2 separate regions of the Mus musculus genome follow, and region 2 is linked to region 1. Evidence: chromatin contacts called from ENCODE POLR2A ChIA-PET data. All regions are on one chromosome and are shown on one strand. The core of a region is the stretch at or near the end of the contact, and the rest is flanking DNA. Distances in the headings are between cores, read along the strand shown.

What was found. ChIA-PET counts read pairs that join two places held with the same protein, here RNA polymerase II (POLR2A).
Region 2: POLR2A ChIA-PET joins it to region 1 with 21 read pairs in Patski. The contact joins the promoter of Ofd1 here to the promoter of Gemin8 in region 1. POLR2A ChIA-PET finds 5 or more read pairs at or near these places in 2 of 5 experiments (Patski and embryonic stem cell).

Annotation. Positions count from the first base shown.
Region 1 is chrX:166,168,806-166,176,318 of GRCm38, reverse strand. It overlaps Gemin8 (gem nuclear organelle associated protein 8), which reads right to left and starts at 5,865. Exons shown (of 4, transcript NM_146238.4): 1 at 5,769-5,865.
Region 2 is chrX:166,436,524-166,444,091 of GRCm38, reverse strand. It overlaps Ofd1 (OFD1, centriole and centriolar satellite protein), which reads left to right and starts at 3,388. Exons shown (of 23, transcript NM_177429.3): 1 at 3,388-3,812; 2 at 3,965-4,063. The coding sequence starts at 3,798. Trappc2 (trafficking protein particle complex 2) reads right to left here and starts at 3,337. Exons shown (of 5, transcript NM_025432.4): 1 at 3,253-3,337.

The DNA.
Region 1 (7,513 bases), core at 4,616-7,115:
AAGCAATCCAAGCAAACCAAAGTGCTTGGAATATAGACGTCATTCTATGCCTTGCAAGTGGATCAAGTCTGATGAACTCAAACTGAAGAAACCTCACTGTGAATGAATATTTATTATAGGCCAAATCCTGTTTTGACTTACGTAAGATCCAAGCTGGCCTTAAAGGTGCTAGCATATTCTGAGACAGCAGAGGCTCTTTTCCTACAGATAGACATTTAAGTAATATGAGACTTCGGGCAGTAACCCCTGGAGATGATCAAGGGTAATTAGTGACATTTGCCCAGCAGCTCAAATGTCAATGGCTGTGATTAAAAAGGGCTTCAAAGGAGTTCTACTTTGCACAAAGGTTGCTTATGATTTGGGTTCAACAAATAATTAGGCAGCAAGGTTGCAGTGATACTACGTAATAGGGATCACTCAGTGCTCACTCAAAACATTTCTGTAAGCCAGAAGCCAGGAAAACCATCTTTGCTTACTAAAGAAAGTGGATTTCAACTTTCCAACCACAAGAGGTTCACCTCGAGCCCGGTGTATCCCACCATCAAGAAGGTAACGTAAGTTAACTAACTAATCACATTCCTTGTGAGCCATGCTGAGGCAAGCCAAGGCCCTTGTACAAGCTAAGCAAGCACTCTACAGAGTTACGGACCCCCCAGTCAGCTACCAGACATTTTTTTAAGACCTAGGCCATAAAGGAAAAATGCAATTTATGTCAATGATAGACTACAGGAACTTTGCTAGCAATTTTATTTGCTTTGAATACCAAGTAGAAGAGGAATTCAATTAGTTTTGGCTGCTGGAATAGTTATAATCAAATTGGTGCCATCCTTCAGCAAGTAGAGGGTCACTAGGGTTGGATATAAGAAATGCTCATTGCCTCATTGGCTTTATTTTTTTTTCTTCCTGACTCCCCAAGCCAATCTGTCATATTCTTTTAAATTTTAGGACCCCTAAGATCCTACAGATCTTCAAATTAATAATTTTGAAGAGTTAAGATTGAAATTTACAAAGAAATCTCTCAAAGTCAAATAAGATAAAGCACAGAGAAACATGTCAGAAAGGCATAGCAATTTGCACAGAGCTTTATAATTCTTAGCTCAGGATTTCTAGTACCACTTTTCATATTTTATGCTAGAATTTTTCAGCAAAGGTTCAGATAGGAAATATTTTTAGGGTTGTGGGCCACACGCACTGATTTTTTTTTATATATATATAATGTCAATGTTCAACTCTGCTTTTAAAAACACGACAAAACAAGCACCCCTCACCTTTCAAACAATTCCCACCTTCCTGTTGATCACGATTTTATGTTACTATGATGATACCTTGTATGTTCTATACTGGTATACTGAGCATCCCGACTAGTCTTCACTTTCCACTTGGACCTCAGTAGAGCATTCTCCTACCTTTCATGAATTATCAGGCTCCACTTAAGACTAACAGAAACAAAACCAGAAATTATGATCAACTCTATCTTGGTCAGTGATCCCTAATATTTGGGGCAAACGAGGAGTAAATGTTTCTACTAATAAGTAAGGAAATTGGAACATTTATTAGATCTCTTCTTAGACATATAAAGACTTTATTAGAAGTACCAACAAGTACTGGAGAGATGGCTCAGGGTTAGGAGCACTGATTGCTCTTGCAGAGGATGGTTTCCCAGCATCCACACAGTGGCTCACAACCTTCTGTGCCTCCAGCTCCAGGGGACCTGATGCATCTTTTGGCTTCCTTCGGCACTATATGAATGTAGTACACTTACATACATGCAAGTAAAACACTTATACACATAAAAAATCTGTTAAAAAACAGTAACAAGAAGTCCTGTAAAACACTATCAATCTGAAGCACACGGGGGGCCATGGTTTCTGGTACAGACTGCTCACTTGTCATTAGTAGACAGGACCTTGAGGAAGCAGGCACGACAGTTTTCAGGAGATATACCTGGAAAGAGTACAGTCTTCCTTCAAAGGGAACCTGCCCCTTTGTAAATGCATCTGTTAATATTCTAAAGCTGGCTAAGGATTTAACAAGAACACTTAGCATCCCTGGTAAAGCTCACACTGCAATACTCCCAGGCATTACAGCAGTACTTTCATGTCAAGGAAAGCAAGCATGTGGGGGCAGCAGGTTCCATTTTATCTTTCACTCTCCCGACCCAAGTCTCCTTCTCCTTTCTGGAACAAGCCTTCAGGGACTGAGTTTTCTTCTGAAGGGCTGGTAGAACTGAGAGAAAAGCGATTGGCAATGTCAGGGAGGGCCGGATCTGCAGCTCTGCAAACTGGGCAGCCCTCCACAGCGGAACACAATGGCATCATGGTCACCACCCAGCTGAGCTCTGGGGAATACAGAGACCATTCATTGTCTGTCCTCAACCACCAAAGGAGGGAGGAAAAAACCCACGACAGCATTGAGGTCATTCACTAACCACCGCTGAGGCCTACAGACAAGACAGAGCCTCCCAGTCTTGAATGATATATTTTCCCATACGGCCTTTCTAAGGCAAAAAAGAAAAAAGGGGGGGGGAAGCACATTTGTTCTACAGTGGCACTGCTTGCTCTGAGAGAGATATTTTTAAATGCACAACTATAAACGAAGAACAACAGTTGGAAATTCTGTCATTTTTTCCCCCAGATAAAAAAAATTCCACCTATGATAATGCTTTGTTGAAAGGCAGTGGTATCTCATATTTATTCTTTTCATTGCATATTTGTATACCATTTCTTTTTTTCTTGAATATTTATAATCTTATAATTATAGGATGTAGGACGTGTCATCGCAACCAGAAAGTAAAATAGAACCACAAGTCCTCCTCAGAACGATAATGTATATTCTATAACACCAATTTCCTTTCTGCTTCATCTTCCTTTATACAATTTTGAAAATTAAATACATGAAAGGTCATTTGCTTTTACTTTTGCAAAGGAAGATATTCAAAAGAAATTATTATATTATTAGTCTTTGTGTCTACAGCCTGGAGGGTCAATTTTTTTTTTTCTGTTGAGGGCCCCATTGATTTGGCTTTGAGCCAGACTGACAGTCTGGGGGTGCAATGAAGACCATGAGAACACACTGCCTGCTACAAAGCAGTATGCTGAGGACTAAAACGAAGTAAATGAAGGTGCCTTGAGTAACACAAGTTCACGTGTGATAGTAAGAAATCTTCCTGAACATGCAATGCCAGCCCATTAGAGATGCCTGTCAATTGTATAAATACCAGTAGTTCACTCAATGAGAAAAATGATAAAAACAGGGACTTCTGACACTCTTGTTTCCTACCCTCCTACTCTTGCTGTCCCCATGCCACCACCCCTAGCTGGCTGTTGTACTTGGTTGAACGTATCAGGCTTGACACTCTCATGGATTTTTTTTTCCTATGGCTTTGTATGGTCCCTACTTAGTCATGTAGACATCAAAGATGGCATGAGTCCAAATGGCCTACTTCCACCAGAGAACGAGTCCAAGCTCCACTTTTAAAACAAGAACATTGGTTTATTGTGTGCATGTGTCAGGTTTGGTGACAAGTGCCTTTACCCACTGGGCTACCTTGCCAGCTCCCCAAACTCCATCTTCAGCTGGACACAGGGCCTGCTTACAAGCATATAGCAGCCGACTGTGTTTCCATCTCTAACAGCCACCTTCAGAGCTGAAGATGGAGGGAGACAAGTAAGTATTATTTAACCCCGTTCACTTTCTCAAGCCGAGGCTCCAGTTTATGCTTGCCTGGGTGTTGCATTAAGTGCTGTTCCAAGGCAGGCATGGGGCGGGGTGGGAGGAGACTGAAAGGGTATAGTTAACAATTCTTGCCACCTCCCCTGCCCAAATCACATACCACTCATGGAAAGGCACTGTTTAATTTATCAGCAAGGGTGATAAAGATTTGTGAATGGTTTACTTTGCAATCCTGCAGAATCCTTTATGTGGCTAGTGTCGATCAGAAATCAACTAGAAGCCCAAGAAAGAGCAAGATACTCTGACTCAGAAACACCACAGGTAACGGGGAGAACTGAAAAAAACCAGGACAACAGAGGATGACGACAGTGATAATCTGGTTCAAAAGAAGAAACAGATGGTGTTCGTCTCATTTCAGGCATGTGTTTCATACAGCATATCTGAGTGTGACCATAAAAAAGTCAGGGCCAAACACAGCACACACTCAATTGCTGGCACAGCAGCAAAAATCTTGAGTAATTTGGGTAGTTAAGACCACTTTTATCTTTCCAGTGAATTATTTTAAATTACTTTCTATAAACATATTTCTGATAATTCTATGCTAAATTCTTTTCTGCATACTGTACTTGCTCCGGGCACTTATTTGGAGGGATAGATGCTATACTTTATTCCTTTTAGAGGTCCCATTTTTCTTCCACCAGAGAAAATAACAGGTATAATCTCCTGCCTTTGGGGGCTACTGGAATTGTTGAGATTGTCTGTTATATCCTGATAATATTCTCTCCTACCCGTGCTCCCCCAAATTATTAAGGGGCAGTAACTAAAAACAACAATCAGTAAGAAGTTCCAAATGTCTAAATATATTAATATATTTCCAGTTCATCTGGCCTTAAATGTTACAGTCTGCATCTGATTGTCCAAGTGCTTTATGAGTGGATTTCCCAACATAAAGAAGTAATTCTGAGAGTTCTATAGTGTGCTTGAGAACTCTTATCTAACCTCTAGCTATGTTTAATTTCCTGCCATCCTTCTTATCTTAACTTCTCCTTAAACGCTGGACTTGAAGAAACACCAATAAGCCTCTGCCATCTGTAAAACAGTTTCACGATGGAAACGCCTGCCTCTCTGCAACTTGGGTTGATTTTTCCCCCCAGCCCAGCAGTCAACAGAAGGGATCATACACTTTACTGTGAACTTGCACGTGTTAGATTTACCCAAAGCATATACACATGGTTTCTCTTTCCACTGCCATCCCAAAGACACTGTTATCTTGACGAATCATGCTAGCATAAATTGTACTTTCAAACAGTATCACAATCTCACAATTCATAGAGGCTTTGTGTCTGTAACTTTTAGTCTTAAGATTTTGAGTAATGTTCTGGCTTTTAGTTAAAAAACAACAACAAAACAAAAACCAACAAACAACCCCCCCCAAGCAAATAAAAACCCCAACAACAGTGGAGTCCAGAGCCTAATTTGTGCAACGAGTTTGTAACAATCATTTCAGAAAAAAAAAGGGAAAATGGTTCAGAACTCTGGCTACCCACAGCAACTGTCAAATGTTCTTAAGATAACATCAACTAAGAATTCTGACCTACAGAACTCAAAAGTTGCAAGGGGGGCGGGGGAGAAACTCAGGTTTTTGTTGTTTTGTTTTTGTAAATGAGCCAGTAGCTTAGACATCTCTGCAGAAACGTGTCCTGACAGACTTCCTGCAACATTGTGATCCACAGCACGTTTGAATTACACTGTGAGTTAAAACAAAACAAAACAAACAAAAACCCCAAACCTTCCCATGCTTGAGCCTCACTTCTCAAGATCTGAACTGGAATAGTCTGAGGTGGGGGCCTGGGAACAGAATTCTCAGCAGGCACCCAAGGATTAGGAAGCACATAGGGCTTGAGAGCATAAATTAGAACTAGTTTTAACAGTCTGTCAGGGGTTGGGACTCTCACGGGTCTAGGCAACCTCCTCGTGCTGCCGGGTGATGGTAATTAAAGCCACAGCATGAGCGCCAAGCCAGTACTCCAAGCTTCAGGAGTCCGCCACGCTATTCCCTTACTCCCCAAAAGCAACCCATCAGCCCCCGAAGTCACCTCGTGGGCACGCAGCTGGCAGATCTCGGGCGGTGGGCAACAACGGACCTAGCTCTGGTGGTGGGGAGGAGGAAGGGGCGGGAGAAGTGGGGGAGTGACACAAGGAGAGCGGGAGGCTCGGGTTGCCTGGGCAACAAGGAGCTCGCTTCCGGTACGGGGCTTGAAAGACGGAAGTCCCGCCTTATCCGTGACGTAACGTCGTGTCAGTGGCTACACAGAGTCAAGGGCGGCACAGGAAGCGAATTCGTTTGTTTGGGCGGTCCCGGCAGCTAGCTATTGGGCACTAGGGGATCAGAACTGAATTGCACCCTCAGCTTTCGGTTATTATTATTATTATTTCTTCTTTAGCTTTTACTTTCTTTTCACTTTCTTAACTAAAATGGAAGGTGAGAAATTGTTTTGAAAATACAGATTCACTCAGATCTGTGTCAGCTTGACATTTATGAACCTTAATTTGTACCTAGTGTTTCTGTCATTATAATCGTCAGCAGTACATGCCCTTCTAGAGTTGCACAAGAGTCCTTAGTAACCAAAGATGAACTACTAGAAGGCCAAGTGGGCTTATTTGGCAAAATGTGCCATATTTTGCAGGAATTTATTACTAGGAAAACCAGATTTGGACCAGATGCATGGTTATTCCAAAAAGTGAAAATAGGAAACAATTTAAATGCCAAAGGCTAAGATAATTAGGCAATGTCAGTAGTGGGACATTATTACCTTATCATTCCTGTAATATTGGTGAATCAAAGTAGTATAAAAGAATATTTAGCAAACATATACCAGATGTCTACTATATGCTAAGTATCTGCAGTGTCTTGTAGCTTCAAGGCACACGTGATTTTGAGGTACTTAAATGTGAGAATTTTCGATGTGCTTAACTAAATTCCACAGTACATTTTAAAGAGTTAATATTGAAAAAAAAATACGTGAACTGTCTAGTTGTTGTTGACACTGTCTCACTTTCAGCTGGGTCGAAGGTCATCATCTTGCCCTGGCTGGTTTGAATTCCCAGAGATCCACCGGTCTCTTGACTGTTGGGATTACAGGCACGCGTATCAACAAGCCTGCCTTAACTAACTCACATTTTAAGCAATCTTAACCTGGCAGTGGTGTAGCTTCATTGATAGAATGTTTGTCCAGCATGAATGATGCGCTGGATCATTCCTTTATAACATCTCACATCTGGGCATATTGGCGCATCTGTAATCCTAGAATTCTGGGCATGGAAGCAAGGTTGTTGTGGCTACACAGTGAATCTGAGGTCAACCTGGGATGCATGAAGCTGTTTGAGGAAAAAAAAAATCCTTGCCTTAGGGAAGGAGAATTTACCTTAAATGAAGAGTAAAATGAATTCCATGTACATATTTTAATATTTATGTACATATTTTAATAATATGTACATATTTATTAATCTGTTCAATAGAACATGAAATTATATATGTGGCATAAATTATAATTCTAAAGGAGAGTAATATTTTACTTAGTGAATATACACTGGTAAACACAGTTTTTTTACTTCACAAAATTGACAATTGGTTGGGTAGAGATCATAGACAGTCAATGCAAGTGTAATTATGTTTTTCATTTGTTTGTTTAGAAAGAGTCTCATGTAGCCCGTGCAGAACTCCTATTTCCCAGGTGCGAGAATATTCATTACCATACCTGACATATTGTAGTAAATTTATATGATGAATATATTGCAGAAAGGGACAACACACACACACACACACACACACACACACACA
Region 2 (7,568 bases), core at 2,139-4,638, 270 kb before region 1:
AGGCAGGTCCTAAGCTCAAAGCTAGCCAGGCTCCACGAAAAGAGCAAAATTAAAGGAGAACTTAAGTGTACAAACTATGGAAGAAAAGCCAATGCTTCTAGGTTGTGACCATTAGGAAAAGAAGGGCTTCCAGCACTGGACATACACGGAAATAACAAAAGATGCAAATCTGCTTAATTTCCATTCTCCCTGTTACATACAAAGCATAACTTCCCAGCAGCGGGGCAGGCAGGCGGTGCAGGATGCAAATTTCAAGACTGCATGTTAGATATTAGAAAACTTCCTAAGCATTTCAATTCAAAAAAGTCTTCAGGTCCTGGCCAATTATATAGCTTGGATCAACAACTCTCCATCTACTGTTAAGTGACATTAAAGAAATCATAGGCACAGAAAGGTTCTATATGCTAAGAGACAGGTAATGCTATTCCAATTTTCAGAAACAGATAAAAGGATATCTTCTCATCTATGACGGGGTATATTCACGAGACTAAAACACCAACCTAAGTAGGTGTTACCTGGCCGATTTTGGTCAGATAGCATGTCAGGACCTTTTTTTGTTTTCTGTACAGTAGCTCATTCAGTATAAGTTAAGAAACCACGACTAACATCACATCCAGGTTATTATTCATTTAATTCTCTACTTATACTAAGAACAAACTACATCAAACTTCACTTTTCTGCTCTGAAAAGGAAATGTGGTAGGTGGACAGTAAATTTTCTGGGTATTTTGGTATCTATGTAGGAGCACACTAGAGACCTATAACCTGGGTGACAGAAAGAAGTCCCCAAAGATAATAGACACACTGTTCTGTTCTGTATAATATCCCCAGGGTTCTGACAGTGCCAGTGATCCAGCCAACACTCGTTATTTGCTGAATAAGGGGCAACCTAAAGCTGACTTAAAATTAATACCCAGAAACATCTGAGTGTTTTTTCTTTTCCTGGAGTGTATGTGCATGTGTGTGTATGTGTATATGTTTTGTTTTGAGACATGGTCTTGCTATGTTGCCCAGGCTGGCTTTGATCTCATGATCCTCTTGTTTTAGCCTCCTGAGTGCGTGGATTGTAGGTCTGTGCTATCATGGCTGGTACTAACTCAGTAACTTAAAGACAACTTATCACATTCAAATACAAGGTAACTATTAAGAGTTTCCTAGCAGACCAAAGTGAGGAATAAAAATCATCTCCAGGGCTAGGTCTGCTGCTATACATCTTTGATTCCAGCACTTGTGACGGGGAAGCAGATGGATCTTTGTGAGGTTCAGACAGCATGGCTTGCATATAAGACCAGGGACAGCCAAGACTATATAAAGGGAGACCCTGCCTCAAAATGGGGTAACAGGAAAGACACCATGGGACCTGTAAGTCTACCAGTGTTGCATAAAATTATTAAGATATAAGAGACTGAGATATATATAGTCTTGTACTTGAGTTTTAAAATCAGCAGAAGCCAGCTACAGTGGTTCACATCTTTAAACCCAGCACTAGGGAGGCTAAAACAAGAGAACAATTATGAGTTGGTCCAGCTAGGCCACAGTATGAGACTCTGCCTCAAAAAACTAAAACCAGTAACAACAAACCAACTGTACAACAAAAGGAGAGAACCCTAGAGAAAAAGAAATGAGAATCGAAAAGTTTGGATTTATTGCTCAGTGAGGCAGCAGCAGCCTGACATGTCAAGAAAGAAAAGCTAAAGAATTCTAGGCTGAATAAAGATTAAGACCGCTGGGGCAAAAAGATTGTGCAGCAGTTAAGAGAACATACTGCTCTTGCAGAGGACACAAGTTCAATCCCAGCTCCTACATCAGGCAGCTCACAATTGCTTGTAACTCCAGCTCTATGGGATCTAATGCCTTCTTCTGGACTCTGTGGGTACCTGTACTCATTACACACACACACACACACACACACACACACACCTCTAAAATAAATCTAAAAGTACAAAACAACCAAAAACTGAGTGAAGACAGTGCCCAAACAAGGTGTGGAAAGTGCTGCTGTCATCCTCATTACATCTCCTGTGAAAATACTTAGTTCTGGAAATCATAATTTCAAATGATGGATACCTTTAAACAATATGTTGGGAGCAGGGGGGTGGGTGGGGACTTAGACAATGAATGGTCTGAAAACAAAACAAAATAAGAGCAACTGAAGGAGCCAGTCGAGGGTGTTTTAAGCTAAGTGAGGATGAAGTGTTCTGTGGTGGGTGTTTAGTATATTCTTGAAATATAATGTCTAGTAGGAAAGGGATTTGACTAGGGATAGCTCGTGGTTCCTTATGAGCAAAATCTGCTTTGCTGGTATGGCTGCCAGGAGCTGGTGCTGAGAAACTGTGTGGTCAGCAGTGAAAGGCTGTGATCAATTAATTATTCATGTCTGGTATGGCTGTCAGGAGTTGGTGCTGAGAAACAGTGTGGTCGAATGGCTATGATCAATTATTCATGTCTGGTATGGGTTTGAGGGAGTGCAGTACATACACAAGATCAAGTATTTTTTTTTAACTCTAGACTTGACAGGCTTATTCTAAACTGCTGTAAAGGCCAAGCCCAGGGCTGACATCTGAAGTTACCAGGAAGCTAAAAATTCATATGGTGCAATGGTGGAAGACTACTAGTGCAAGAGCAGGATGAATTTAGAAATCCTTACAAGTTAAACATTTTAGTTAACAGGCAAACACAAGATAAAACGCATGCACCCCAGTTCAAAGCCGTCCATATTTATAGCAAATCTCTCTATGGAGGAACCTTTCAGAAACTTGCTCCTGACAGCTGTAAATTCAACTTGCCCCACAGATCAGCAAAACTAGTGGGGCTTTTCTATAAAATGAAGCTCCGTGCTTCTCAAGGAGATGCGCTTTTGCCCTCTTTGAGAGCATCTGTCAAAGTCTGGAGGGCGAGGTAGGGTACCACTGGCATTTAATGGAAACTGACCAAGGATGCGGTCAACCTACGATGCCCGAGACCGCTTTCTACAGTAAACCGGCTGCAAAGGGCAATGGCATTGCAATGAAGATGCACTGCGTTAGCGACCTGGAGAACGCCAAGCCTCCGTCCCAGTGCGCGGAGGTCCCCTCCAAGGGGACACGGAGGCTATACCAACTAGGAGAACGGGGATTACTCGGCGCCGGGGGGCTGGGCGTGCTGTCCCGAGTCAGGGCTGGGTAGAGGTAGAAGACCACTGTTCGCATCACGGGAGGCCTGGATGCCCCCGCGGACCCGGAACGCCCGCCGCCTGCTTCCCTCCAGAGCTCACCTGTAGGGAGGAGCCGAGATGAGAACCGGCCGCCTCTTTAATCTGCGCTCGGGAGCCTCAGCCTGGGAGTCCCAAAATCACTCTCGCGAGATCTGAGGCTATGCTCTCGCGAGACGTGGCCGGGACTGCTCGCCTAAGAGCGCGCAGGCGTCACGGAGGGCCAAAGCCTGGGCGGTTAGGCTGAGCCGGCCGAGCGGGCCGAGCGGCCGGAGCGGGCGGAGCAGGCGGCGGGCGGCGGGCAGTGTAGGGATGAGCTACGGAGCAGGGAAAACTGCCGACTGAGCGGCCGCTTCGGGGCCCTCGCTTGTCGTTTCCGTCTTTATTCCGTCCAGAGTCCCTCCTGGCTCGCGGACCCGCCCACCCTTCCCATACCGTGGGAGGAAGCGCGGCTGCTTGACGAGTTAGGGGCTGAATGTTTAGCTCTCTTGCTCCCCTAGGTCCCCAGAGACAAGCTGGATTCCGAGGTCAAGGGCTCCCTCTCCTCCTGCGCCCCGGCCCGGGCCGAGGAGTCCGACCGTGGAGGGGCGAGCTCGGGAGGAAAGCAGATGAGGATGGCTCAGGTAGTTCCACCTGCCACTTTCCAGGGTTTTTCCGATTGGACATCTCTTTGTTTTGATGTCCGTTAAGCATCTTAGGGCTTCCGGTGAGGTCACTGATTTCTGAAATTCAGGTCCACGTTGACACTAGGTAACCCATCATTTTCTCTTTTCAGTCCAACATGCCCCACAAGTCTGATGTGTTGAGTCAAGATGAACTGCGCAAAAAGCTATACCAGACGTTTAAGGATCGGGGTGTACTGGACACACTTCAGGTATCAGATTTAGGCACAATCGTGTCGTTATACTTCCACAAGTGTAACCTTTAACCGCAGGTGGCTCCACATTTAAATTCATTCATTAAGGTAGCACATAACCTGTATAATGAACACATTGCCATAAAACTAAGCTGCTGTTACAAATCTTGTTCCCAGTCTCGCTTTGATCATGCTACGTCTATGTAGTGAGCAGGAGGGGGACTTGCGAGGAACGGACTGCAGAGGGTAATGTGAGCAGAGTACTGTGGTCTACATGTCTGAGAACAACAAAATGAAGCCCAGTCTGTTTCATGATACTCCCTAGAAAAAAATCTATAGTGGAATGGTACCAGGTGTCTTGTCACACGCCTTTATCCCAGTTCTTCGGAAGCAGAGGAAGGCACATCTCTTGTGAGGGTAGCTGGGCCAAATAGCCAGTTCCAGGTCAGCCAAGACTTCATAGTGATACCCTGTGTCAGTAATAGTAAGTACACATAAGATATTTTAGAGTGTGGATATTTTAAATGAATAGCAACTGTTTATTAGAACATCTTAAGTTTGGGTAGCAGCAAGGGATGGAGTTAGTTCAATGTGTTTCCTTACAATATACCTTTTAGACTATATTTTACATATAGAATTGGAAATTAAGGAAAGGTGAGCCCAATTTTTCCCACTCTTGTTTTACTACATACAAATATTTAAGACTTGTCCGGAAAATACAGAAAGGCAGAAGAGAGAAAAATCATATATTATAACTACAAACTGCTGTTAGGCGTGTATATCATTTTAAAATTTAGATTATATGAGGATCCTTTTCCTGTTTCCTCAGGTTGCCTGAAATCCTTATTTTCAGTGGCAGCAGATTCCTCCTGGTCAGTCAGAGGTCATGGAGGTCGCTGCCTCCTATTGACTGAGGCTTCTACCTAGGTCTCCACCTCATCTATTTGTTGTACCTGTCATTTTCTGCCTAGTATAGAGAACTCCCCTGTCTGAGGAAAAAGGCCTGAGCATGCTTGGGCCAGTTTGCAGGGTTCTGCTTCCTTCCTGAGTACTGGGGTGTTAGGCCAGGGCCATTATGTCTTGGGGTAAGAGCGTTTCTAGCAATGTGTCCATATGGCTAGGGAAGGATTGTTGGTGTGTATTTCACAGGCAGTTTGGGAATATTTGTTTCATCCTTCACGTCTCAGTTTGATTTGGTCTTAAGCAATGGATATCATTATCTGTAAGCCCTTTGTGCAAGTCTTGTTCCCAGTTTCAGCATGACTGCTTATTCAGTCCATTAGCCCAATTGGAGGAAAAGCAGGGCATGTTTTCATTTTCTCAAATTTAGATAATTTTTACTTTCTTAGTTCAATGACTGATAGAGGTGAGTTAATAATGTAAATTTTATGGAATTTAGTGCTTAATTTATACTCTCCTTTTATTTGAAATGAATTTGTACTTATAGTCAATTACAAAGTCATTTATGTCTAGGTACTTTTGTTCCCTTTGTGGGTCTTGTCATAACTTTTGTGGTTTTGAAACAGTGTCTCACTCTACTGCCTCAAGCTTAGGTGATGTCCTGACTCTACCTTCCTAGGATTAGCATTACAGGCATCTTCTACATCCAACTCAGTGATAAAATGAAACTTGTCAAATCATCTGTTTCTTTCTTTTTGCTCTAGTTAAGACCATTTCTGAGATGTGTGTTAAGATTGGCAAATTTTTGTCTCATGCTTTGAGTTTCACCAACTTTGTGAAAACTGTCCTTCCGTGCTATATATTTTTAAAAGATTTTATTTATGTCTGCCTGAGTGTGTGCACCTGTGTAGTTTGTGTGCCTGTACTTGCATGGAGGCCTGAACAGGCTGTCTGATTCCTCGTGTTAGCAGGACACCCAGCTGGCTTATTGCACAGCTCCTAGGATTTAAACTCTAATCCTCATGATTACGCAACAGATACTCTTAACCACTTTTTTTTTTTTTTTTGAGACAGGGTTTTTGTAGCCCAGACTGGCCTTGAACTATGTATAGAGCCAAGGGCTACCTTAAACTCCCCATTTTATTTGAATCACCTGTTTATTTGGTGCTGGAGATCAAACCTGAGGTCTTATGCATGAAAGGAAAACTACTCTACCAACTGAGATACATCACTAGCCCCCAAACTGTTTAGGAGCGTCATGTATATGGAGGGGGAGTGCGCTCTCTAATATATGGTGTGGAGGCCAGATGTTGATGTCAGGTGCCTTCCTCAGTTGCATTTTCCCTCAGTGTTTTGAGACAGGTTCCGCATTGAACCTGGAGCTCTCTTCTAATTCAGGTAGACTAGCTGGACTGTGAGCCCCAGGGATCTTCCTGTCTTTACCTTCTCAGCTCTGGGATAACAATTGTTCACCATTGTGCCTGGCTTTATGTGGGTTCTGGGGACCAAATTCAGGTCTTTTTGTTTGTAAGGCAAACTACTGACTGAGCTCTCTCTTCAGCCTGCAAAATTTAATTTTGAGTAGATTTCCCTAGTGTATTGGCTGTTGGGAAGCTCTAAGTCAATTTTGTGTCTCTACTAGTAAGTATTTTTTGTTTTTTGTGATTGTCAAGAGAGCAGTTCATTTATAATTGCCGTTTTAGTTTTTCTTGCTCTTATTTTCCTTTCAGCACACACCACCACTAATTTTTTCCTTTAGGCAAGTTATCGTAAATTCTTCTATTGGTTAAGCTAGGACTGAATAGACCATTTCCTCGGTGTATTACGCATTTAATTAAGCTACTTCTAAATTTGATTGGTGGAAGATGCTGCACTTTCCCTTTTTTTTCCTTCTTTCTTTTTTGCTTTACTATGTCAGGTTGTGAATGGTAGATAATGCCGAGTGTGTGTATTTTGTTCAGTGTAAATGTCTTTTTAAGTAGAGGGTTTTAGATATATGTTCTGTCATGGTGCTTATATATACCATGCCAAACTCCCACCATCTTTAGGAATTGAGCTGGATCTGCTTACAGAAGATCATCATAGCCACGCTTGTTGACTGTTGATATTCCTTCCTAACTGTTGGGTGGGTAGAATCATGGGACCTCCTCTGGAGTATCCAGTCACTCCTCCCTGATAGTTGTTTGCAGTTCTGCTCTGATTGTACATGGCCCCATTCTCAGGCAGGGGCTAGAGTATATAGATTGGGGAAGGAGTCGTCATAATGGGTGCGGAATTCATTTGTTGTGGCTGCTTGCTTTAAGGGCATCTACACTGATACACATAAAACCTCACTCATTTCTCTGTAAGCAAACCTAATAAGCTCAGTCGCTCCCAGAGTGAACTTCAATACGTCATATGTCCTTGGGACTGGAGCAGGAGGGTAGATGCTGTTTTTGTTTTCTAGGAAAGAGGTTTTAGCAGCATTCTCCCATACTCAAGGATAGCAGAAAGAGCTAAAGTAAAGACCCCTTTCGGTGCTTCCTTGTATTAAATAAGTTACTACATTTTGTTTCATCCAGAGCCTCAAGCAACTTGCTTCTAAGTTAAGCACAATTGTACATCTCCAAACTATATGTCAAAA